Regions from separate parts of the Homo sapiens genome. Here all the other regions are linked to region 2. A link is a contact called in ENCODE Hi-C or POLR2A ChIA-PET data. All regions are on one chromosome and are shown on one strand. The core of a region is the stretch at or near the end of the contact, and the rest is flanking DNA. Distances in the headings are between cores, read along the strand shown. Region 1 overlaps FBXW8 (F-box and WD repeat domain containing 8). Region 2 holds the start of HRK (harakiri, BCL2 interacting protein). Region 3 overlaps LINC03088 (long intergenic non-protein coding RNA 3088). Region 4 overlaps TESC-AS1 (TESC antisense RNA 1).

Region 1 (4,125 bases), core at 199-2,698, 140 kb before region 2:
ATGCAACAGAGACTGGCCCATCGCTGCCTCCCTGGGCAAGTCCCTTGAGCTTTCCCAGCCAGGCTCTCCATCATCTATGGAGCACTGGGGGCACGTTCACTGTTGATCCATGAAGGTGCCCCCCACATCCTGCTCATAGGGCTGCAATGACACACGTACCCTGGGTGGTGAAAGCACGTTCGGAAAATCTTGGAACAAAATGGTTCCAAGTCTCTTGAACAGAGGTTTGCGTTCATTCTGAAACTTTCATGCAGTACCGGCTGTGGTCACGGCACTGAGCTAGGAGACACTGGATTAAAAAGATGTCTCATCCAGGTGGATGCCTGGCCCAGGGAGAGCCCTAGCTAGTGAAGAAGGTAAGATGCAGTCCCAGAAAACATGACCATTGTTTCTGTAGCACGAGCGATGTTACAAGCTACAAAGAATGTGTGACCCAGAGTTAAGTGCTGGGAGGAGCAGGAGGTGCTGTGGGCTGGGAGGGGTGCACAGGAGGGGACGAGGCCTGTGTGGGCTGGGCCAGGGCTGCTCTCCTTGACTAAAGCAAAGGATTCTTGGAAGTGAGGGAAGCTGGGAAGCAGTCCCTGCCTCCCTGGGGTTGGGACACCCACAGAAGGAAAGTGTTGGTGGACCTGGCATGGGACCTGGAGGATGAGAAAGACCCGGGAAGGGAGGGCAGGCTTGGTGGAGGCCTGCAGCCTGGAGGACTGAAGGAAAGTGTTGGTGGACCTGGCATGGGACCTGGAGGATGAGAAAGACCCGGGGAGGGAGGGCAGGCTTGGTGGAGGCCTGCAGCCTGGAGGACTGAAGGAAAGTGTTGGTGGACCTGGCATGGGACCTGGAGGATGAGAAAGACCCGGGGAGGGAGGGCAGGCTTGGTGGAGGCCTGCAGCCTGGAGGACTGACGGCACCCTGTCAGGCAGGCGAGGACCTGGGCTGAAGAGACTGAAGCGGACAGCGGGAGGTACATGACAGTGACCAAACAACAGCCAGACTGGGGCCTGGCAGCAGGCACTGCAGGTGAGGCCTTGAGCAAGTCAGTGAGTTCTGGGCAGGAGACCATGTGTCTGTCAGCCTTGTGCTGGTGAAAACAGTGACCACGTGGGGGACAAGCCTGGACCGCACAGGGACAGAGGCAGTGCTGGGACAGGGCCACACCTCTGGGGAAGGCCTTCCTTAGCTAGGCTTCATCTCAGTGGCCTGTCCCAGGGAGTGAAGCTTTGCTGAGAGAAAAATGAGATCTACTGGAGTTGGGGGCTGGCAGCCATCCCTGAGGACCTGGATGGCTGATCCAGGGTTTTCCTCAAAGGCAATGCTTCCGGGAATTTCAGTGCGGGAGTTTTAGTTGCCGTTTGGCACCACCTGGTGGCAATTCAGTGCATCACCATTCAGAAAAAGGGCCGAGGCGCCCTCAACAGGCACAGCCACAGCGAGGGGGCGGGCCAGGCAGTACCCAGGGCTCTGTCTGATAAAATGTGCCGGCCACAGTGTTTGCCAACACTGCCCTCCAAGGAAGAAGCCCATTCTGCATGTAACCCTGCCGCCTCTTGGAGACACCTGTCAAATTGCTGACCTTGCACTTCCATAAAGACCATGTCGCTGCTCAGAGGTTGTGTTCTCAGAGGTCGGTTTACCTTGATTTGCGGTAAGTGGGGAACAAATCTTAGTTCCTGTGGGAGGGCCTTGCCCTGTTTCTGCTCTTCTATGTTGTCATGCTCAGAGGCCACTGGCCCAGAATCATCTCGGTTTTGTAGAGATGGGGTTTCATTCTGTCACCCAGGCTGGAGTACAGTGACACAGTCACTGCAGCCTCAAACCCCTGGCCTTGAGAGCTCCTCAGTCTCCTGAGTAGCTGGGATTACAGGTGAGCCACGTGTCTGGCCGAATGTCTCTTCACAGTGGTGCTGAGGGCAGCAAGCGAGAGGGCCGGCTGCCTTTCTCCCCACCTGTCTCAAACGCAGGGTCTCCTGTTCGAGGCCTGCAGGGCCAGGTAGAGGTGGTGGCAGGTGGGCTCAAGTCAGCTCTGATGAGCCAGCCCTGGGCTGGGCTGCTGCTTTGAAGGTCAGAAGCAGGCTCACTGGAAATGTCTTAACCAGTTAGGTGCCACTGGCGTAAACCTACCTACCTCTGTGACGCCATCAGCCTGTGCTTAGGATAGTATTTATTTATATTTTGAATAGTGGTGTTAAAGGTGGAAATGACAAATTCCTCCTTCGTTGGAGCCTGAACCCCTTCAGTCCTAAGTGCTCTTCTCTGTAAACAGCATGAGGAAAGTCTAAGCAACGGGCAGAACCATGGTTACACATGACGGACTCGAGTGGAGGACAGCAGCTGGGCCAGCCCTGCCTTCCACCTGTGGGCAGGTGGGGTGTCACATCCTGGTCTAGCCCAGCGAGCTTCCTATGTTTTTGAGTTCCCTTTTCTGTTTATTAAGATGGAGAAATCCTAAAATAATCAGAATAGCACTTGCAAAAAAGTAGTTTCATTCTTAGAGAAAGCTGGGCCTGGCTAATGTAGGAATTGTGGCGATCTGAATGATGTCAGAGACAGGAACTGCATCCCCACTGACCAGCGCCATTTCCAAGCCTGTTTCCTCCTCTGCAGAGCGGTGCTGGGACAGCAGCTGGCTCCTAGGGTCACAGTAAGGATTCACCTGGCGAAGCCGGGGGGTAGGGGGCATTTAGCACCGTGCCTGGTGCAGGCTGATTAGTGCTGCCTTCCCTGTTCCTACTAGGAACTCCCAAGAGTGTCTAGAATGCACCTTACCCGGAATACACCTCCCACAGCTTCTGGTTCATCCGATAATCCCACACGGACACCAGGCCTTCCTCGCCTCCACTGACGATCTTCCAGTCATCCATCTGCACAGCAGAGACCCTGAGCTGATGGGCGGAGAGCGACAGGGCGATGTTACCACTGCGGAGGTCGTGGATCCTCACCCTGGACAGGCCCAGGAAGAGCAGAGAAGGGAAATGGGGTTAGAGTCAAAGCTTCAAATGACAAACTCCCCCTCCACGGTGCTGGTCTATGCACAACACTGCTATGAAAAACTCCTCAGCTGCAAACAAACATCGATAATAAGGACATCAAGCACAGACTGTCAGGGAGGACCCACACGGTCTCATCTGAATGGTTTAAAAGCACATGGAGCAAGAAAGACGCAGGCCAAGGACAGTGGCTGCCCACTTTACCTGCTTAACAGGGAAAAGCCACCTGCATGACTGCATGCGCAGGTTGGCCTGAGACGCCTGTCCCAGCAGTAGGTGTACTGCCCAGCACAGTAATTTTGCTGTTGGTAAAATAACCTGTTAAAGGCAAGAGCTACAAAGCCAGACACCCCAGATCCTAACCGGGTGAGGACCCGGTTAGGAAAAGAACACTTTTTGGGTATTTCACTTGACTTTGTAAGTTCATTGCTGTCTTGCTGGAACTGAGAAAGGGAAAGCCTTTATCCTTGATAAGCACAGCAGAGCGGGGATAAGGGTGTGTGTACCCTGGGCAGTCACTTATTGAAATAATTACTTGCCTTATAATAATCCCCATTTCTTTAAGAACCTCTTTAAAAACTACTTTTTATGTATGTGGAATTTTTCACGAGGATAAATTAGATAATGGGACAGAAATCTCGTATCCACTACAAACACCACCCTACTTGGTTTCTACAATAAGCCAAAGGCTAAAAGTAAATCAAATTCATTACATTTAATAAATGTAAAGATGAGCTTAAGAGACCCTGTGATGCAAGTCGAAAAGGAAAAGACAGTCCCTGCCCTGAAAAGAAAGACCCCAGCATCTAGCAAGGAACAGGACAAGCACAAGGATGTAAGATTAAAAACGCACGTCTGACCCAAAAGCTGTGGAGCGACAGGATTCTCTGAAACATGTCCCGTGCCCTGACTCTAGTTATGCAAGCATGCGCACACACGTCAATTTTCCAAGTTCTGAGGGAAAATTATTTTGAACCAACAATTCTATACCTAGCTTAGCTACCAAGTGTGAAGGCATAATAAAGAAAGACTTCTTTTTCTTTAACAGAAAAGGACTCAAAGTGAACTACCTGTGGATACTCTCTGAAAGAAAGTGGCATAGCAAAATACCAGAACAAGAAGACAGATGGCTTAAGTGGGA
Region 2 (3,869 bases), core at 1,205-3,704:
ATACAAAAATAAGCTGGGCGTGGTGGCGGGTGTCTGTACTCCCAGCTACTGGGGAGGCCAAGGCGGGAGAATCGCTTGAACCTGGAGGTGGAGGTTGCTGTGAGCCAAGATCGTGCCACTGCACTCCAGCCTGGTGACAGAGCAAGACTCTGTCTAAAAAACAAACAAACAAACAAACAAAAAACAAAAAACCTAATGATGGGCCAGGAGGCACTGTGCTAAGTAAGGGCTTTCCTGGTATTTAGGCTGGGAGGTGGGTACTATTATTATTCCCACTTTACAGTTGAGAGAATGGAGGCTCCAAAAAGCCACCTCTCAAGGCCATGCTCCCCAGTTAGTAAGTGGTCCAATAGCACAGGATAACTCATGTGTGCAAATTAAGGACTGCCAGACTTAAGAGTGTCAGGGAGAGAGAGGTCCTTCCTTCTCTCCCACTTTTTCATCACCCCCTTCTCTTCCCCCTCTGCTGAACGTTGCATCCCCACGGCCAAGATTGCACCCCCTCTTCTACAGACAACATCCAAGCTGCTGGGACCCGACCCAGCGCCACCTTGCGAGCCCAGCATTTCGAGGGGCAGGCTTCCAAACAGGGTAATAATCGTCCCATTAAAATTAATGTCCATGAAGTGAGCCGTTAAAAGCGTGCAGATTAAAAATGGGGGGAGGGAATTGTTCAATTTAAATCCAAAGGGCTTTTTAAATAGACACTGTGTCTTCATTCTTGGAACGCTACACCCGGGCAATGGATCAGGTCCCCTCTGTAAAGACTAGGGGGATTAAGGAGGTGAGTCCCAGGAGAATGGGAAGTGGTTCTGGCGAGAAGCAAAGGGAACCAAGGTCTATCCAGGGCCCACTGCGTGCCAGGTGCTTGGCACACATTTCTCTCATTTAATCTCTGCCCCAATCCTGGGATGGAGGTATTATTATTCCCAGATTACAGGGGGCAGTATAAAACCGTGGTTAAGAGCTTAGAGCCTGCGGCATACTGCCCTAGTTCAGATGACGGTTTCATTCTTAGCTACTCTGTGAGCTAGGGCAAGAACCCTTACCTACCTGTGCCTCAGCTTCCTCATCTTTGAAATATTATAGTAATTGCATGTAGAATTGTTGGGAGATTTACCTTTAGGCAGCAGAGGCAAGGGCGCCCAAAGCCCACAGGTGCCAGACATAGAAGATGCGCAGTAGGTCTTGGCCATTATGAAGCCTAGAATAATTGGAGCTGGGTGAGGGAAAAGGCCACCAGAATCACACAGTGTTGTGGGCTTTGAGCCCTGACTTTGTTGTCATTTCACCACGCTGTGGGCCAAAAGGGACATTTCTCCTCCTGATCAATTCAGACCAAAACTAAGTTCACAGACTCGAAGAATCTTGGTTATACTCTGCGGTGGGAAGGCAAGAACGGAAGCTCCCTCAGCAGGTTCCAGACTCCCAACTTGGAGCCATCTCTGGACTCATCCCGATGGTCTGAATCCCAAAGTTGTCTGAATCCCAGTCGATTTAAGATCACAGGTTTCATTCTCCCCCACAGAATCCTGACAGCCGCCCAGCCCATCTGAACCTTCACCGTTTGTGACAACTGCAGACGCTCCAGTCTGGAGGTGCACAGGAGTGGCTGTCGGATTGGAAAAGGGGGAATTAAAGTCCCCCGCGCCCCTCCTCTCGCCGACCCCTTAGGGTCTCCACTGCGCATTAAATCGGGGTCATCGCAGAAAACTGTAACGCCATCAGGAAAATAATGTTCACAAAGAAAGCAGACAAGAAGTTTCCCTTTAGAAAGCCCCTTGCGAGGGTCTTTTGGGTGCGGGTGCCGGGCAGCGAGAATGCCTCCGTCCGCGCCCCACGCGAGCTCAGGTGGGCCCATCCAGCCTCCCACCGGGCGCTGGGGGCACTTTAGGGTCAGGTTTCTAGCCAGGCGCTGGGGGCACGTTAGGGTCAGGCTGAAAGCCTACAGGTGCCAAGTCAGACCTGAAACGAGGCAAGTTGGGTGTAATCTGACCCTTCCATAAGATTTTGAATCCACCCACCTCCCCCAAACAAAACAACAGCCTCGGAATATTTTTGAATAATGCAGCCGAATTCAGCATCAGCTTCATCCAAAACGGCAAACAAGCCTTTTTCCCTCGCCAAATCGGAACTCGAGCTGAATTCAGGAAAAGGGGAAGGAGAACAACCTTCCCTCGCGCTCCGCGCCTCCGCGGGGGTCCCCCGAGACCCCCAAAGCCCAGGACCTCCGCTGCGGGGAGCCTTCTCGCGCCGCCCCGCGCCGCGCTCCCCGTCTCCCAAACCTCGCGCTCCCTAGCTGCCGGCGCCGCTAGGGTTAAAAGTTACCTCTCGGTTTCTTCTGCCTGCAGCCCCCCCCCCAACCCCCGGGGGCCGGATGATGTAACCCCCCTCCCCGCCCCCCTCCACCATGTGACACTTTAATTAATAATAGCGCCGTCAGCACAACAAACGCACAACACAAGGAGAAACTTGGTGTCCAGGGGAGGCCCCCGGCGGCTGGAGCGCGGCGGCAGCGGGCGCAGAGGCCGGAGGGAGAGGAGGCGAGGGGCGGCCCGAGCGCGGGGCGGGAGCGAGGCCAGCGGTCATGTGCCCGTGCCCCCTGCACCGCGGCCGCGGCCCCCCGGCCGTGTGCGCCTGCAGCGCGGGTCGCCTGGGGCTGCGCTCGTCCGCCGCGCAGCTCACCGCCGCCCGGCTCAAGGCGCTAGGCGACGAGCTGCACCAGCGCACCATGTGGCGGCGCCGCGCGCGGAGCCGGAGGGCGCCGGCGCCCGGCGCGCTCCCCACCTACTGGCCTTGGCTGTGCGCGGCCGCGCAGGTGGCGGCGCTGGCGGCCTGGCTGCTCGGCAGGCGGAACTTGTAGGAACGCGGGGCTTCTTGGTGGGGCCGGAGCCGAGACCCAGCCGGAGCGAGCAACAGGTACGCGAGCGAGCGAGCGAGAGCCGGGGCGCGGCAGCTGGGCACTGGAGACGCTGGGCTGGCCCGGGAGCGGGAGAGTGGCAAGTTTGGCTTTCTTCTTTTCCCTTCTCCTTCTTCCTCCGTTCTCTTCTCTTGCAAGCATCTCCACCTCTCCTCTTCTACCCAGTCCCCAGTCTTCCCTTCCAAGTGTAAGGTCCACCGTTTCTGCCCCCATCTCTGCGAGTCCTTAAGCGCATCTTGCTACTCACTTATAGCTCAGTGGCTTGCGGAGGACTTCAGCCTCCATAATCCCCACCAGCCCCACAAATAAACACACAATGCAAGTAAAAAGTGTGCTTGCTATGGGAATGTAGTTGTAAGCCACGCCAAATACTTAAAATCTATCGCACTTCCAAGAAAGGTCCCCGGTCCCGTTCCAATCCTCTTGCCGTTCCTGAGTCGCCCCCGTCTCCATCACCTTTGCTCCCAACCTCTTGTCCCTAAGTGTCACTTCTCCAATCTCTGATCCCCATTATCTGGCACCCCAAGCGCATCTCGAGACTTCCTCCCCCTCCAGGTTTCTGGCTGGCCCAATCTTTCTTCCCAAGCTCCGCGCATTTGCAATTTTCCTCTGCCCTGCCAACTTCGCTCCTTCTCGAGTGAGGTGTCCTGTTTAAGGAGTTTGGCTTCCTTCTCCCCAGACGGTTGTAGCTGCTACGGGAAGGAGACGCCCTCGGAGTGGGCTGGAATAGGGGGCTTTCAGGGAAACTCCAATGGGAAGCCTTAAGGAAGGAACATTTATTGAGCTCCTTCGGGGTGCTGGGCACTGTTTAGGGAGGTCATGTGTTGAGAACTTAGGACAGGAAGTGGGTACTGAGCACCTAGTGTGGTTGGTATCAGTGGGAGGAAGGTACTAGGCTCTTGGGGTGGGGGGATCATTGTGCCCTAGCTGTGCGCCTGGCACTGTGCTA
Region 3 (4,022 bases), core at 401-2,900, 200 kb after region 2:
GCTCAGGAGTTTGAGACCAGCCTGGCCAACATGGTGAAACCCCCATCTCTACTAAAAATACAAAAATGAGTCAGGCCTGATGGTGGGCACCTGTAATCCCAGCTACTTAGAAGGCTGAGGCACGAGAATTGCTTGAATCCGGGAGGTGGAGGTTGCAGTGAACCGAGATTGTGCCACTGCACTCCAGCCTGGGCAACAGAGTAAGACTCTGTCTTAAAAATAATAATAATAAAAAGAGATAATTATTTAAGGTGATGGACATCCCAATTACCCTGATTTGATTATATGGTTGTATCAAATTATCACAGGTACCCTCAAAATATGTACGTCTTATATGTATGGAAAGAAAAAGGAAAGAAAGAAAGAAAGAAAAAGAAAAGTCAAGCCAGTGAATGGATAAACAAAACATGGCATATCCATACAATGGAATAATAGTTGGCAATAAAAAAAGTAGCAATAGCAAAGACATGGAATCAACCCAGGTGCCCATCAATGGTGGGCTGGATAAAGAAAATGTGGTACATAGGCACCATGGAACACTACACAGCCATAAAAGGAAAAAAATCATGTCTTTTACAGCAACATGGATGCAGCTAGAAACCATTCTTCTAAGCAAACTAACACAGAAACAGAAAATCAAATACTGCATGTTCTCACTTGTAAGGGGGAGCTAAGCTTTGGGTACACATAGTCATAAAAACGGGAATGACAGACACTGGGGAATACAAGAGGAGGGAGGATGGGAAGGGAGTAAGGTTGAAAACAACCTACCTATTGGATACTATGCTCACTACTGGGGGTGAGGGATCCATTCATACTTCCAACCTCAGTATCACGTCATATACCTTTGTAACAAACCTGCACGTGTACCCCTGATTCTAAAATAAAAGTCAAAAAGAGAAAAAAATAAAGAAAATGAATAAAGTATATGGTACTGATTCATGCTACAGCGTGGATGAGCCCTGAAAACATTACGCTAAGCGAAAGAAGCCATTGCCAAAGACCACATATTGCATGACTATTTATATGAAATACACAGACTAGGCAAAGGCACAGAGGCAGAAAATGGTTACCAGGGGGTGGAAGAAAGGGGAACTTGGGACTAACTGCTATTGGTATGGGGTTTTTGGGGTTTTTTTTTTTTTGGGAGGGGGGGTTCTTTTAGAGGAGAAAAAGCTGCTCTAAAATTAGATTGTGGTGATGGTTGCACAGCTCTGTGAATACTCCAAAAGCCCTTGAATAGCATGCATTGCATGGTATATGAATTATATCTCAAAATGCTGTTTAAAGAGAAAGATTACACAGTTCTCATGCTTTCGTGATCTTGGCCACATGTAGAGACAGTATCCGTTGGTGTCATCCTTGAACACAAAGGACAGTGATGTAAGTGCTAATAATTATGACCTGTTAAATGCATAAGCAATTGGTAGTCATAGTCAGTTCAGATTTCCAATATTGGATTACTATATCTTTATCGTATCATTTACTACTGTAATATGATATTCTACATCCACAGCCAGCACTATAAACAGTGATGTTAATTTTAGGTCTGTGAGGGCAGGGGAATTTTAAGAGTGCCAGAGCCTCTTCCCATAATCTGCCTAGTTCCGACAAAGGGAAACGCTGGCTACTGTCCCTCTAAGCTGAAGTCAAATGTGAACCCAAAGGACTTTGGCATGCAGCCACCAGTCCATCCTGTTTGCTACCAGTTCGGGGTTTTGTGTGTGTGTGTGTCGTTAAGTTTTCTCCTTGGCTGTCAGTCAAGCCTCTTCTGTGGTTTTTTTTGGTTGTTGTTGTTGTTTTGTTTTTTGGGTTTTTTTTTTTGAGATGGGGTCATGCTCTGTTGTCCAGCTGGTCTCAAACTCCTGACCTCAGGTGATCCGCCTGCCTCAGCCTCCCAAAGTATTGGGATTACAGGCGTGAGCCACTGCATACGGCCAAAATTCCATCAATTTTTTTTTCTTTTGAGTCAAGTCTCGCTCTGTTGCCTCAGCTGTAATGCAGTGGTGCAATCATAACTCACTGCAGCCTTGAACTGGTGGCCTCAAGCAATCCTTCTGTCTCAGCCTCCTGAATAGCTGGGACTATAGGCATGAGCCTTTTTTTTGGGAGGGAAGGGGGTGGATGGGGTCTTGCTCTGTTGCCCAGGCTGGAGTGCAGTGGCACGATCTTGGCTCACTGCAACCTCTGCCTCTTGGGTTCCAGCAATTCTCCTGCCTTAGCCTCCCGAGTAGCTGGTATTACAAGCACACACCACCACGTACAGCTAATTTTTGTATTTTTAATAGAGATGGGGTTTCACCATGTTGACCAGGCTGGTCTTGAACTCCTGACCTCAAGTGATCTGCCTACCTTAGCTTTCCAAAGTGCTGGGATTACAGGCATGAGCCACTGCACCCAGCCCTCTTCTTTATAGTCTTTACCCTGCAACCCCATCCCTCCCAGGGTGGTGCTGGAACCACAGCCATGAGGATGATTTGAAAAATCCCCACTGCCTTGACCGAGTGAAATTGAAGGAGGGCAGTTAGTTGGCAAGAACCAATTTCCACCTCTGGCAACAGCCTCCTTTGCTTTCTCTTAATGGTCTGTTATCCTCTCTCAAAGTTGACACATTTGCCATCCATGGAGAGTACCAAGTGGTGGCTTGGAATGTCCTATGTACAAAGGTGCCTCTCTCCATCACTCTTGCCAGCGTCCCTCCCGAGAGCATGAAGGCCAAGGTCAATGTCATCCCCTTTTCCCCAGAGAACCTTGCCCAGGGCTTCAGGCTCAGCCCGTTTTCCCCAAGTTCACGTATTCATTTTGTTCCCCCGCTTATCTTCTGAACTCTGAGGTCGGCTCTCCTTCCTATTGCTTTTTGCTGGCTTCGTTGTTTCACACCGGACGGTCACTTAGATTCCTGCCTGGATAGGGAAAGATCTTCTGATGAAAGTCCCCTCCACGCTGGGGGCCCTGGAGCAGGACTGGCCTCTCTGCAGGCAGATATTGTCTGATTTCCGGGAGCTCTAAAGAGCTTGACCTGCATATAATTACAAAATGACCTACCAGACAAGGAAATGTTTGTTTACGCTAAATCTCTGCCGCCACCCACCTCCCCCGGCCTGACTCCCCTATCAGGGAGAAAGGTTGAGTACCACCAATTCTCTCACGTCCATTGTGAGTCTTTCCTCCTGGTTTCCGTCTTGCAGGCTTTTCCCCTCCCCTCCCCTCTGGCCTGCAGGAGAGGCAGGGAGTTAGAAGTAGATGGAGTGTGGGCCGGGTGCAGTGGCTCACGCCTGTAATCCCAAGGCCTTGGGAGGCTGAGGCAGGAGGACTGCCTGAAACCAAGGAGTTTGAGATCAGCCTGGGAAACATGGTAAGACCTCATCTCTACAAAAAAAAAAATTAAAAATTTGCTGGGTGCAGTGGGGTGAGCCTGTAGTCCCAGCTACTTGGGAGGCTGAGGCAGGAGGATCGTGTAATCCAAGGAGGTCAAGGCTGCAGTGAACTAGATGGTGCCACTGCACTCCATCCTGGGCAACAGAATCAACAGAATAAGACCCTGCCTCTAAAAGAAACAAAAAAATAATAGATGGAATGAGTGTTCTTGTGGGATGATTGTGAAGTCTGATCATTTTCGCTTAGTCATACTTGCAGCAAATGTTTATTGAGCATATAATAAGAGCCAAGTGCTGTGTAGACTCGGTGTTGCACAGAGAATAAGTCTGACATGGTCCCTGCCTTCATCCAGCTAGTGGTTTAGGGGCCAAATGTCAAGTTACAACCGTGGTACCTGCCTAGGCAGAAGAGTTCAGGGCAGAGTGAAAGCATCTTACTTAGGGAAGACCTGACCTAGCAGTGCTGGTGGGTTAGGGGGAGGCCAGAAAAGGTCTGAGGGACTTTTGCCCTGTAGGGGGGTGGGCGGGGGCTTTTTCTCATTAAAAAAAATTACATTTTGCAACTTTGTTGGTATAAATCCAGGTTGGATTCATCATAATATAGTCACTGTCTCCCTCTTCTGATTTTAAAAGAAATTAAGCCTT
Region 4 (3,541 bases), core at 389-2,888, 230 kb before region 2:
TGTTTCAGATTATTACTTGCCATAGGCAGGCTCTTATGCACAGTACATTCCTGGGCATTTGACCATCCATAGTACACATAATTTCCTGTACCTGGTTAGGCACATAAAGCTCTGAGTGCCATACTCTGTGGTCACCATAGGAGATTTTCAAGAGGTGTCATGGCTGCCCATGATTTTGACATTGCACCCTGGCTCCACTAAACTTTGCTCCATGAGCCTCAGTTTCCCTCTTTCTGCAGTGGGGTTTTACCTTCTTACACCACATAGAAGCTTGATAAGTCATTTTTTTTTCTTTAGACACGGTCTTGCTCTGTTGCCCAGGCTGGAGTGCAGTGGGACCATCACGGCTCACTGCAGCCTTGACCTCCCAGGTTAAGCGATCCTCCCACCTCAGCCTCTTGAATAGCTGGGACTACAGGCCCACATCACCTTGCCCAGCTATTTTTTTTTTTTTGTAGACATGGAGGTCTTGCTATGTTACCCAGGCTGGTCTCGAACTCCTGGTCTCAAGCAGTCCTCCCAAAGTGCTGGGATTCCAGGTGTGAGCACCGCATCTGTGGATAGGTCATCTTTTAAAAATTCATCACAGCTGACTTTCAGAGAGCCCAGTACGCTTACTCACATGCATTGTGACAAGAGGACAAGAGGAGATTCGTCTTTTATCTTCTTTAAAGAAAGGAAGCACAGGCCAGGTGTGGTGGCTCACATCTGTAATCCCAGCACTTTGGGAGGCTGAGGCGGGCAGATCACTTGAGGTCAGGAGTTCGAGACCAGCCTGGCAAACATGGTGAAACCCCGTCTCTACTAAAAATACAAAAAATTAGCTGGATGTGGTGGCACACGCCTGTAGTCCCAGCTACTTGGGAGGCTGAGGCAGGAGGATCACTTGAGCTCGGGGAGGTGGAGGGCGCAGTGAGCTGAGATTACACCATTGCACTCCTGCCTGGGTGACAGAGTGAGACTCCATCTCAAAAAATAATAATGAAATAAAATAAAAATAAAGGGCTGGGCACGGTGGCTCACACCTGTAATCCCAGCAGTTCGGGAGGCCAAGGCAGGTGGATCACCTGAAGTCAGGAGTTGGAGACCAGCCTGGCCAATGTGGTGAAACCCTGTCTCTACTAAAAATACAAAAAAATTAGCTGGGCATGGTGGCGTGTGCCTTTACTCCCAGCTATTTGGGAGGCTGAGGCAGAAGAATCGCTTGAACCCGGGAGGTGGAGGTTGCAGTGAGCCGAGATTGTGCCACTGCACTCCAGCCTGGGCAACAAGAGTGAAACTACATCTAAAATAGTAATGAATAAATACATAAATAAATACATAAATAAATAAAGGAAGTGCTACAGAGAAGTGACTTGCCCAGGGCCACGCTGCATTCACCAAAATTCCTAAGGTTTCCTTTACCAGTGTTGTCCCAAAGAACAGCTCCAGACTGATTTACTGAGGAAAGGAAACGTTTCTTCCCTGTGAGGCCCTAAATGCAACCTGAGTTGAAAGAGGCAGAGATGGGCAAGCGACAGGCAGCCTCGGAGGAGCCGTTGTGCAGGTGCCACCTGTGAGCTGCTCCTGGCTAATGCACCACTCTCGTCCCTGGGTTATGGGGGTTAATGAGCTACGGCTTCAGCGCAGCTGCCAAGTGCCTAATCTCAGCCCAAGGTCACACACCAGGACTCTCCGAGAACACACTATCGCACATACACACTCAGACACACACCATGCCAGGTGGTGCAGAATCACACCACTGGGTTGATTCGATTTGTGATTCTCTACCCTGTATATACCCTTTACAGACACCACCACCTGGGCCCCTACTACCCCCCCAAAGATTCTAATTTCATCTGCCTGGGATTAGAGCTCTCCAGGTTGGTCTCTTTTGCAGCTGGGGTAGAGACAATGGTCTGTTGTCAAACTTGACAGCATTTTGGAATCACCTGGGGGATTTAAAAACAGCACTGGCTAGGTGTGGTGGCTCCCTCCTGTAATCCCAGCACTTTGGGAGGCCGAGGCAGGTGGATCACTTGAGGTCAGGAGTTCGAGACCAGCCTGGCCAACATGGTGAAACCCTGCCTCTATTAAAAATACAAAAAAAAAAAAAAAAATTAGCTGGGCATGGTGGCGCACACCTGTAATCCCAGCTACTTAGGAGGCTGAGGCAGGAGAATCACTTGAGCCCAGGAGACAGAGGTTGCAGTAAGCCAAGATCATGCCACTACACTCCAGCCTGGGCGACAGAGTAAAACTCCATCTCAAAAAAAAAAATTTTTAAACATTAAAAAATAATAATAAAAATAAAAACAGTACTGATGCTGCCCTTCCCACCCCTCAGCCTTCATTCACATGGGGTCTGGGTGTGGCCTGAGCATCAGGCGTTCTACATACTCCCCAGGTGGTTCTAATGTGAGGCCAGGTTCAAGAACGGCCGCTCTGGTTCATTCTGCACCTGGGCTCTCTCCGTACCGCAGTAGACAGAGGGCTCTCACTCCTGAGTCCTCCAGAAAGAGACTTTAGCTTCATGTTGCTGCTTCTAAACATATATGCATCTCGAGAAAACTCTATTGTCCTTGACTTCTGAATGTCAAGGCTGATCCAAAGCCATGGGCCTTCTGTCTGCGTCCTCCTGGATAGGAAATGAAGCCTCAGTGTGAGTGGCGTGAAGGTATCCCCCGTTCCACCATGCTCTGTGGACAGAGACAGAGGGAAAGGGAACTTTGCAGTAATCCCATCTGTCCTCAGTTCTGCCCCTGCACCTCTGACTGAGGTCCTGGGAAGGATGCCTCCTGTAGGCGCCCCTGCTCCTGGGACCCTCCCCACCTCCTGCTGACCTACCCACAGGGGTGCCTAAGTGCTGAGTTCATGCGTATCCACACCCACCTTCCTCCACCTAGAAATGGACAGGCCCACTCTTCACCCTGTGATATCTGTGGCTGGGGTTGAGCCCCAGGCTTCATAAATATTCAGGCCTGTCTATGCTTCTTCCTTCTGAGGGGCTGGGACCTGCCCCCAGGAGACAGGCACCAAATTGTCCTCCCCATCTCCTGCAGCACACAACCTGAGAACAACTAATCTCTGCGGACTTTCTGCCCCATGCACGTCAGCTTGTGCAGGGAGCCTCCTGAGAGGCCATCATTCCCCACTGAGTCCCGGCCAGGCCCAGCAACTGCACCTGGAGCAGCAGGCCCCGAGCCGGCCAATGACCAGAGTCACACTCGTCTGTTACTGCGCACCTTCCATATGGCAGCACTTCATGTAAAATCTGTGTGCCCATTTCACGGGCCATAGACGGGAACCAAGGATTGGAGGGGTGAAGTCACTTGCCTAAGGCCAAAGACAGGACTTGACCCCAGAGCTGTCCAGGTCTCTAGAGCAGGGGCTCTCAGATTTGAATGTACAGAGGAGCCAGCTCAGTAGTTCTCTCTCAACAGGTTCCAGGAACCAGCCCTTTTTTTTTTTTTTTGAGATGCAGTTTTGCTCTTCGCCCAGGCTGGAGTGCAGTGGCGTGATCTCGGCTCACGGCAACCTCTGCCTCCTGGGTTCAGGTGAT

Evidence for each region. Hi-C counts contacts between places; a loop is a spot of excess contacts on that map. ChIA-PET counts read pairs that join two places held with the same protein, here RNA polymerase II (POLR2A). Pooled maps may share reads with other maps.
Region 1: a pooled map shows a loop between it and region 2 (3-fold over the local background). The contact joins the enhancer-like site here to the promoter of HRK in region 2. A Hi-C loop is called at or near these places in 2 of 50 pooled maps. POLR2A ChIA-PET finds 5 or more read pairs at or near these places in 4 of 52 experiments (OCI-LY7, WTC11 and activated CD4-positive, alpha-beta T cell).
Region 3: a loop to region 2 is called in a pooled map, with 2.0 times the contacts of the local background. The contact joins the enhancer-like site here to the promoter of HRK in region 2. A Hi-C loop is called at or near these places in 1 of 50 pooled maps. POLR2A ChIA-PET finds 5 or more read pairs at or near these places in 2 of 52 experiments (H1 and activated T-cell).
Region 4: a map of OCI-LY7 shows a loop between it and region 2 (2.5-fold over the local background). The contact joins the enhancer-like site here to the promoter of HRK in region 2. A Hi-C loop is called at or near these places in 1 of 168 maps with a recorded cell type or tissue (OCI-LY7), 2 of 37 single-sample maps with no recorded cell type and 6 of 50 pooled maps. POLR2A ChIA-PET finds 5 or more read pairs at or near these places in 2 of 52 experiments (OCI-LY7 and WTC11).

Annotation. Positions count from the first base shown.
Region 1 is chr12:117,022,959-117,027,083 of GRCh38, reverse strand. FBXW8 (F-box and WD repeat domain containing 8) reads right to left here. Exons shown (of 11, transcript NM_153348.3): 9 at 2,764-2,937. Among named protein-coding and RNA genes, the nearest start is that of TESC, 74 kb to the left of the region's middle. RefSeq lists enhancers at 1,369-1,904, 1,905-2,440, 1,760-2,959. Within about 2 kb of position 1,448, at least 12 of the 41 ENCODE cell types and tissues checked have a DNase peak (open chromatin) inside an H3K27ac peak, as active enhancers do.
Region 2 is chr12:116,880,026-116,883,894 of GRCh38, reverse strand. HRK (harakiri, BCL2 interacting protein) reads left to right here and starts at 2,454. Exons shown (of 2, transcript NM_003806.4): 1 at 2,454-2,919. The coding sequence starts at 2,588. The coding sequence ends at 2,863. RefSeq lists an enhancer at 1,300-2,261 and silencers at 2,767-2,846, 3,725-3,869.
Region 3 is chr12:116,674,602-116,678,623 of GRCh38, reverse strand. All of the region lies in intron 1 of LINC03088 (long intergenic non-protein coding RNA 3088), which reads right to left. Among named protein-coding and RNA genes, the nearest start is that of LINC03088, 15 kb to the right of the region's middle. Within about 2 kb of position 1,650, at least 6 of the 41 ENCODE cell types and tissues checked have a DNase peak (open chromatin) inside an H3K27ac peak, as active enhancers do.
Region 4 is chr12:117,113,073-117,116,613 of GRCh38, reverse strand. The region is part of intron 2 of TESC-AS1 (TESC antisense RNA 1); the gene reads right to left. The region is part of intron 1 of LOC105370010 (a long non-coding RNA gene); the gene reads left to right. Among named protein-coding and RNA genes, the nearest start is that of TESC-AS1, 15 kb to the right of the region's middle. Within about 2 kb of position 1,638, at least 2 of the 41 ENCODE cell types and tissues checked have a DNase peak (open chromatin) inside an H3K27ac peak, as active enhancers do.